Regions from separate parts of the Homo sapiens genome. Here region 1 is linked to region 2. The links are chromatin contacts, found by Hi-C or POLR2A ChIA-PET in ENCODE. All regions are on one chromosome and are shown on one strand. Each heading gives the region's core, a stretch centred on a gene start or an enhancer-like site at or near the end of the contact. The rest is flanking DNA. Distances are from core to core; before and after follow the strand shown. Region 1 overlaps SLC44A3 (solute carrier family 44 member 3). Region 2 overlaps SLC44A3-AS1 (SLC44A3 antisense RNA 1).

Region 1 (4,738 bases), core at 515-3,014, 220 kb after region 2:
AGCTTGTCTCTAGGACCATGATGCGGCTTGCCTGGCTGTATGCACTCTGTTGTCTGATGGGAGTAGAAATTACAAAACAGTACTTTGTACCATGACCCAAAGGTGTTAGAGGACTTGGATGGATGGGACCATTAAACCCTTTGCCCCACAGCTTGGATTGATGTGGTATTTTGGGCAACTGGCTTCGTTGTTCTGGGAGCCAGGCACCATTAGCACTCAAAGCAGCCACACATCCAAAGGAAGGGGGAAGCTGGGCTTCATGGGGCATATGCTAGAGTCGCCTTACCCTCTAACACTGCCCGTGTCTTCCTTATTGCCACTACCCACAGAATTGGGGTGGATGTGGTCCAGTGGGAAGATCTAGAGAGAGATGAGGAAGGCTGACTGGGGGCCCAGTCCTCCCCAGCCTCCTAATACACTCATCGCTGGGTTGCCCCATATGCTCAACACTGGAATGTTGTCCCCCAGGTCAATTCTTAAAATATGAATAAGTCCAGAGGTAAGTATTATATTTAGCATCACTGGGTGTGTCAGATCCTCTTCCTGAAGGCAGGTTTGGCTGGTTGTGAGGGAGACAGAGCTGGAGGCACTAGCCCCACACACAGCAGGGGAGAGGTGGTAGGATGACGTTACCTTTGAACATGGAAATGAGTCTGAGACTAGGTGGGGGCCTCAGAGACACACCACTTCATTAGCCTTTTTTTTCTGTAGGGCTGTTTCTAGTTTTGAGGGCAGGTATTGAGTGACTCCTGGCTCCAAGAGCTGGCTTGGGTTGAAAGGGCCCTCTTTTTAAGTTCCGTCTCCCATCACGTGATAACCCAGCTTCTGGAACCTCTGCATCTTCTTCCAGCCAAGCCAGGCAGAGCCTCCAGCCATAACCAGGATGTGTTACAGACTAGGGAAGCTGAGGCAGTGCAGGTACTCCTCTGCCTGAAGTGGTTAACCCCATCACAGTGAAACCTCAGAAAGCTGATGCCTAACCCCAAACTCTAATACCTGGAGGGCTAACCCCAAGGCCCTCATTCACAGAGGCCTATGAATCATGTGTTTCCCTACCAGATGGAAAGCAGGTGTTGTCCTCTTCTCCCTGCCTCCCCTCTTGAGCACCATAATAAGTTCTAAGGCACACAAATCTCCTCAATGGAAAAGTAAACGTTCTTCCTTAAAAAAAAAGAAAAATGAGGGAAGGGAAAAAAAAGTGTGTCAGATTTTCCTGGCCTACACTACTCTTCTAGTTTATCAGATCTAAATGAATTCCTATTAGCAATAGCTTCCGTGGTTTTTCCTACTTTAAATAACACTGTGTTGAAACACACATCCTTTTTTTTTGTGGGACAACTGGGTTGCAGTTTTTCAGCTCCCAATATTACTTTCATGTTCTCTTTTTCTTCCTGGCTGATTTGAGTAACAGCAAAATGCAGCCATTGCCAACTCTTGAAACATTTCTGGCTGCCTTCCTTTTCCTCTCTCAAAACCTAGGCTGCTGTCAAAACCTTAATTCATAGTGACTTATTAGCAACCAGAGCAAGTTGTAGAATAATCCATTATAAAGAAACCAAGCTTCACTTGGAATCTGTGAAGTTGCTTCTCAGAAAGACCTTATTTTCTAGAACTGGCTTCAGCGGGAATTCAAAGGGTCACCCGTGGGGTGGCATCAGCCCCCACTCCTTTGTTTTATCTTTCAGGGTTAGGGGAGAGTGATGGCTGTGCCCATTCTGTTCTTTCTCACTTTTTTTTCCCTGCCTGTGAAACTGACTTGTACACATTCTTGGGAGCTGCGTCATGACAAGTCCCGTAAATGATTCACACTGAAGTGACCTTTAAAGAGCAGAGTAGAAACCAGCAGGATTTGGGGAGCCTAGAGCTGTGTAGGAGCCAAGCACCCAGGGCTTTCTGTCCCTTTCCTGTAAGTGGGAGCTCACTATTACCTCTCTGGCCACTGATCCTGGTCATGTGATTTGGTGATGATTTTTAATCACCAGGTGAATGCTGGCAATATTTATGTATACTCCTGTGTAAGTTAAACCTTGGAGATTGTGCCGCAATTAAAATTCTGAAAGTGAAAATGAGATGAATAGGCACCCTAAAGGGTTGGTGGATGGGCTCTGCATTATGAAGAGGGAAACTTTTTTAACTCATCAATTTTTTTAAATTTTTTCTGTTTTATTTGTAGCATTAAGTGGCACCAAAACGAATTAAATTAATACAAGAAACAATTTAACCGAAGCTACCAAGGAGTATAAAAAGTTCGCCAAATGCTTATTATGTCACAACTTTCTAAGTTGTTAGTACCACAGATGATTGGAACCAGAGAGCTTTTGCTGCTTTATAAAAAGTGTTTTTAAAATGCTATCCTTTTCCCTATTTCCAGAAGTAAAAATGATCCTCCTGATCATCCCATCCTTTCGTCTCTCTCCATTCTCTTCTTCTACCATCAAGGAACCGTTGTGAAAGGGTCATTTTTAATCTCTGTGGTGAGGATTCCGAGAATCATTGTCATGTACATGCAAAACGCACTGAAAGAACAGGTAAGGCTACCTCCTGATACACAGCACGTTCTGTGTTTGGGTTGCCAGAAACTTAATTACTGGAAAACTACAGCAGGTCCCAGGACAGAAATGTGACCTGTGACAGCGGGCCGTGCAGAAAGCTCCTGCACTCCTCAGCTCCCATCCCCCGCCTCTCCCAGCAAAACTTTTATTTTCCCAGAGTCTGTGTTTTGTTTATGGTTTTGTTTATTGGGTTTTCTCCAACTCGGTGGAGATGGCGTGGGGAGGGAGTAGTTCTGAGTTAGCTGATTTTCCTTCTTATGTAAATGCCAAACAGACGGGATGAACTCTTAAGGTGAAATTTAAACAAGTTTTTTTGTGAACATTTATCATGCCTTTTTAAGTAAAAAAATATACCATAAGATAGGAATAATATTTGTTCATTTCTGTTTTGATGCTAAAATATTGCCTGCCTTTTGTGTTTCCTAGAGACAGTCATGGGAAATTCCTGGTGTGTGTGAGGAAGAACGAGGGAGAAAAGGAGAGGGTTTGAATGAGAGTGTGTATGTGTGTGTACATGCGTGTGTACACATGCGCTTGAGAGTGAGAAATGGGCAAGCTGACCTACATCTCAGCTCAAAGGACAGAGAACTGTAGGGCTTTTGTGCCTGGGGGATTTCTCCTCCTAGTTTTTATTTCCATGCACATTTGGTTATGAATGCCAGTGGAAACCAGAACACCAGGAAAACAGCTGTTCTCATGGTATTTCTGGCCTGCCAAACAAGAGAAGATTGGACTTTTCCCAAGTCTTCTGTTCTCACACAATGTTAATCTCTTCCCCCGTCACCACCTTAGAGTTGGTGACTTGGTCAGTTTCACAAACTTACCTGATTCCAACCTTTTGAGTATAGCTATGTGTCCTTAGTAAATTCAGGACATTTTACCAATAGGTTTACATTGTATTTTGGAATTGTTTTCATTTACTTTTTAAAAAGATATCTGAATTGTTGATATTTTAAAATCTATAACCAAGATTTAAAGTTAGTTTATCAATTAGAAGCAATTGATTGGATAACACATAAAATTATCTGGCTTCCTTATCTGGAAATGCATGCTAAGCAGTTGCCCCTGATTGTAGAATATTTTCTTGTATTTCTATTAATATTTTGCTTGGCCACATTTTGATGACTTGAAGAGGCATTTCCATATCCAGGGCAAAACTAGCTACTTTTGGCTCCTGCATTTTGAAATCAATCCTTCAGTCTTAGGAAACTTGCAGGATTTCTTGAAGAACAGGACAGCGTTTTATTTTAAATCTATTTGTGATATGTGTGTGTGCGCATTGGTAATAGATAATCATAAATTAATGAGCAGCCGGGAGCTTGCTCTCCCTCCTAAAGCTAGGCATTTTAAACTCTCTGGGGAAACGGCCTTTCATAAATCTAAAAGAGAAGGCCCAAGGACCTCAGTGGAAGGCCCAAGGTCTCTCTGACTGAGGTCTAAAAGGTTATTTATCACTTCCCAGATCCCACAAGGACCAAGGGCCAAAATTGCTTTTAGTGATGTCACTATTGGGAAAATGTGTCCTTTCTTAGGTTAAAAAAAAATTTCTTCCTCAGCAGCCTTACTGCCCCACACTGTGTCTACAATTTAAATGTCTCACACAGCCACTGTGTGATTTTCCCTAGTTAAATAGGCTCATTCACCAACACAGCCAGGCTGAAAAGTGTCCAGATCAAGTTTCATCCAATTGAATTCACATTGGGATGAGAAAATGTCCATATAAGGCTGAGTTATTCCTGGGGTCCTCATCCTAGGCTATTTCAGGATTGTTTTCAGGGATGTGTTCACTCTGGAGAGTGGGTAGGATGCCTCCGAGCACCCTTCCCCCAAGAGGTTCATTAAAGTATTCATTCTTAAGCTATGCACAAGTTCAAGTTATATTTCAAAGGAGTAATTTATCCCTCGAAATTTAGTCCTGAAAAAAATCTCACTACAGGATTTATTTCCTCCAGAGTTAAACTTGATTCTTTATTTATGTGGGCACATAACTAGTACCTACAGTGTATTATTTGTTTTTTTTGTTTCTGGGATGTGGATTTTTCGTGAATATAAACTTTGGTTTGAAAAAGCAAAGTGTACCATTTCAGACACTTAAGGGCAGATGAAGGGGGAAGAGAGGTTTTTTTTTTTACTGGAACCAGAAGGCCTGCTTTTGTTTTGCTGTTCAGTATGGACTAACCTCCCTA
Region 2 (4,644 bases), core at 1,690-4,189:
TTAGCCAGGCGTGGTGGTGGGCGCCTGCAGTCCCAGCCACTCGGGAGGCTAAGGCAGGAGAATGGTGTGAACCCAGGAGGCAGAGCTTGCAGTGAGCCGAGATTGCGCCACTGCACTCCAGCCTGGGCGACAGAGCGAGACTCCGTCTCAAAAAACAAAAAAAACAAACAAAAAAAACACATCGAGGTAGATGGCTGAATTACATTGCTATTTGGGATTGCTAGCCGTAAACTATTAAATCAGGAGCAGTTACCAGAACTGATGACTGCAGTAAGGTTTCCCACTAAGAAATTTGATTCTATAAAATTTACAGTAATACAAATACAAATATTCACTCCACTGGGGTTCACACTCAGTTCTTCTGTCCAAGGGCTCCTAATTTGCACATGACAGGAAGATCAGTATTTCCCTGTGTCCATGTGTAAGAAGTACATTTCTTGAATTTTTGTGGTAAGTCAAGGACTTCCATGAGAATTAATTTTCACATGCATACATCCCCCAAAGATATATTTTGTCTTTCATTTATTGGAAGATATGAAGAAATTACATGATAATTAAGCTGAAAAATATGCAATGTGGCGATGACTAAGCAAACACCTCAGCTTTCATGATCGCCATTATCATAGCTGACTGGAGTCCCCAGGAATGCATTCATTCAGAGTCAAACCCGCGTTGAGAGCCTACCATGTGCCAAGCCCCATGCTAGGCATTTTTCTGAGGATGGGTTGGGAGTGGGGAGTGGAGATAAAGATCAAGAAGACATGACCCTTGACCTTAAGGAGATCCCAATCTAGTGGAGGAATCATAACTTTCTCATCTGAAAGTTCATCTAGCCCTGCAAGGCAGTGCATGGTGAGCATGCATTTCAGGATGCACCTTGTATGATCTCTGTGGACGAGAGGGGTCTGGGGCCTCCAAGGGAGGTAGGCCTTGAGCTGGTCTTGAAGAAGATTAGAATATGGAAAACTGGGTCTCATAGAGGGGAGACAATCACCAATCTCCTTCCTCTGATCGCTAATCAGAGAGAAATTAAATTCGTAGGGCTTGGTGGTGCAGACCTGTAATCCTAGCACTCTGGGTAGCTGAGACAGGAGCCAGCTTGCCTTCCTGCCTTCCTTCCTTCCTTTCTTTCCTTCTCTCTCTCTCTCTCTCTTCTTACGAGACAGGGTTTCCCTCTGTCGCCCAGGCTGGAATGCAATGTTGCAATCATGGCTAACTGCAGTCTTGACTTCCAGGACTCCAACAACCCTTCCAACTCAGCCTCCCGAGTAGCTGGGACTACAGGCATGCACCACCACACCTAACTAACTTAAATTATTATTATTATTATTATTATTATTATTATTATTTGTAGAGACAAGGTCTCACTATGTTGCCTAACCTATACACCTCTGGAGCAGCTCCTGGGGTTCCCTCCTCCTAACACATACAGCCCAAAATGACTTAGCCAGCAAGAAGGAAGAAAGGAGCCAATGACAAGAGCATGCTTATGATGAGCCAGGCATTCTTCTAATCACATTACCCACAACTCTAACCTCCCCCCGACTCTGCCAGGCAGGAGCAATTGCAATTGCTCACTTCTAGTAATCAAGGAGCAGAAGTGCAAAGATTTTCTAAGTCACACACAGTTAATAGGCAGCAAAGACCAACCACCCTGATAGGTCTGATGCTTTGTACTACTCAGACACAACCAAGTGTGGACAAGGAGGGCCTCAGAGAACTGGATCAGGTGTCCTCATGGGTCTCTCTTCACTGCAGGAGGATAAGAGAAAGAATCTCCAGTGTTCTATTGAATCCAAGCAGGAGCAGATTATTTAGGGAAGCCTGGGGCGGCAGTCCTTTAGAACTGGAAGGAAACTCGAAAAATGTCCAGTTCAACCTTGTTTTACAGAAGAGGGAACTGAGGCTTAGAGAGGTAAAGTGATTTGTCCAAAGTTAAGTGATGCCTACATAGTTTATGGCTCTTCTCCCCACAGTGTACTGCAAATCCTACATCCATGACCTTCATGGACACCAGGCAAATTAGGGTATGCCCTTTCTTGCAGGTCTTCTCTGTGTCTGTCTGGGTTCAAGAAGCAGGAAATGATGGAAAGTGCTCTGTGTTGACAAGGGACTTGTCCATTCTGGGTCCTTTGCTCTCCTCCAGGTCACAAACTCCCCACCTGATGTTCTCCCCTTTCATTCCCACTCTGCTTTCAGGAAAGGGTTGGACAGGTGACACCTTGGTAGGAATTTAAATCATATCATTGGGCACTATATTCATTTAGGCTGTCTCTCCAATCATCAATGAAAAACTTCATCCTCATCAAAGAGACTTCAGTCCCAGCCACAGATTGGTTTTTTGGAGGGGTGGGGTGGGGAGGGGGCGGGTGGTGACAGCAAGGCTAGGAGGGAGGGGGTCATGGGTGAGATCTGATATGCTTAATAGAGCAGCAGTCACTCCAATCAGCTTTGTACCCTGAGGATCTTATCCAAGTTGGTTTTCGTGTCGGAGCTCAACACCGCCTTACAGAAGATGTTTTGGTGATGAAATAAGAGCTTTCGTATCTGTTTAGGCAGCTGGCGCATTTCCGCAAGCCTCCTGACCTGAGCAGGCTGAGTCAGGGACAGGCCTATTTGTTAGATAAACTCAGAGAGTTACAGGTTTCTCAAGACTTTATAAATCCATCCCGTGTGCGAGTACTTCCCTTTCCTTAAATGGATTATTAGAAAAGATTGGATGCAAATCAAGAATTCAATTTCTAACCAAGCAAATTTCCACCCACACAGAGAACTCATTTTAGCGTAGGCAACTTCTAATAAATAAAAGATTTTCTTCAACTCCGAGACTGACTTCTCATTAAAATGAGGTGGGACTCTACAGGGGTCTTTTAAGGGTCCCTGTCTGGGTGCTGAAATCCAACATGTCATAGTTTAAAAACACCGTAGACACACTAAATGAACCTATGTACTCTCATTTGCTGCTCACACCTTCCCTGGGATGAAGGCTGCTGAGTGAGCTCTACGCTTGGCAAGGAAATGTGGAGCAGGTTGTACCCGAGAACGTCCATAATTCCACCTCTGATCAGACAGGTGTGGCATCAAATCCTGGCCCAGACACAAAAGCTGTTTGACTTTGGACAACATACTTAATCTCCCTGAGCCTGGGACTCTTCTAGGTCTTGAAAACAGGGGCACTAACACCCACCTCCCAGTGCTGCTGTGAAGACCACACAAGATACCTTTATAAAGCCCCTGGATATAGTAATCACTCTGTTTCTTGCTAGCAATTATTATGTAAGGAACTTTTCTAAACATGTGTTTCTCTTTTCACATGAGGTTTTTTCCTGAGCATGTGGAAAACTATGATGGTAGATGTTTTGGAAAACACAGAAAACCATAAAAAAGAAAATAAAAATTGTCTGTGTTCCCAACACTCAAAAAGAATCACTATTAACATTTTGATATGCTTTAATTTCATAACATCCACACAGATGCACACATACTTCTATATAGTCACACACATATAATTTTGTGGTTGAGAATGTGTGCTGTTTTCTTTTTTCACCTAACATTATATTTTGAGCATTTTCTTATATAATTAAAAATTCTTAAAAACATCATATTCAACAGTTTCAAAATAATAATATTTTCTGTCTTAATTTCATTGTATACAATTCTTTGTGTTTCTGATTATTTCATATTTTTCTTTTTATTCCTAATTTTGCAGATGAATCGACTGATCAAAGCACATGAACTTTTTAAAAAAGAGTAATAAGTTTACTTAAATAAAGAAAGCTTAAATTATACAGAACTGAAAATATTAGAAATCTATATCTAATTAAATGTGTATAAATTAGCCAACTCCATAGACATTTCTAGTTGAGCATTCGTAAAAATACATATTAATTCTTTCCTTTTATTTAGAGATAACACATGCCTACATAACATAATGACCCTGGCCAAAAAAAAAATCAGATGATAAAAATATTCTCAAGTTGTGAAAATGATGTGAAAAACATTTCAGTGACAACATTCTTCATGAATATAAACCTCTGATTTAATTCCTCTGATTTACCTTTGAACATGCAGAAGCATGATGGTTTTAAATTTTTTTTTAATGTGGTGGTCAGGATTATCATCAAGCAAATATTTTACAGATATTGGTATCATAACACATCAGCTTATTAACATTTAAGGCTTTTTGCATGCACAATATCTCATTGTGAGAAAAACAATTTTAATATTGGTTATTTGCCATAATTTTTTAAACTTTCAAAGCCTTTTCAACATAAGAGAATGGCTGCACACATTTTCTTATAGAATATAATCTTTAAAAAATTAACTAAGATTGGTCTTTATGGTTCCTAGTAATAAGTCCTTGTCTTATTTTTTCATATAGTATAAATTATACGCTTATGTAATATGCAGGACTGCATTAAGACCCAGTAGTTCCTAAACAATGTTACCAAATAACCACATAAATCCCAAATGCACCAAAGTTCAAGTATCTTTGTAGTATCCTTCCACCTAATTGAAGTTGAAGCTGTTCCTTTTGGGTATTTTTCTACTTCAGTATGAAGTATATTGTTAGAATTTCATTAGTGGGTTCATTATGTGGCTTTTTAAAGACAAAAGTGGTTTTGATTTCTCCGATAGTTCACA

The links. Hi-C counts contacts between places; a loop is a spot of excess contacts on that map. ChIA-PET counts read pairs that join two places held with the same protein, here RNA polymerase II (POLR2A).
Region 1: a loop to region 2 is called in a map of PC-9, with 14 times the contacts of the local background. The contact joins two enhancer-like sites. A Hi-C loop is called at or near these places in 1 of 168 maps with a recorded cell type or tissue (PC-9). POLR2A ChIA-PET finds 5 or more read pairs at or near these places in 1 of 52 experiments (PC-9).

The regions. Positions count from the first base shown.
Region 1 is chr1:94,862,372-94,867,109 of GRCh38, forward strand. It overlaps SLC44A3 (solute carrier family 44 member 3), which reads left to right. Exons shown (of 15, transcript NM_001114106.3): 11 at 2,372-2,528. Among named protein-coding and RNA genes, the nearest start is that of SLC44A3, 44 kb to the left of the region's middle. RefSeq lists an enhancer at 3,987-4,488. Within about 2 kb of position 1,765, at least 20 of the 41 ENCODE cell types and tissues checked have a DNase peak (open chromatin) inside an H3K27ac peak, as active enhancers do; they include PC-9, where a contact is called at or near this core.
Region 2 is chr1:94,645,817-94,650,460 of GRCh38, forward strand. All of the region lies in intron 3 of SLC44A3-AS1 (SLC44A3 antisense RNA 1), which reads right to left. It also overlaps the pseudogene KATNBL1P2. Among named protein-coding and RNA genes, the nearest start is that of MIR378G, 98 kb to the right of the region's middle. Within about 2 kb of position 2,940, at least 14 of the 41 ENCODE cell types and tissues checked have a DNase peak (open chromatin) inside an H3K27ac peak, as active enhancers do; they include PC-9, where a contact is called at or near this core.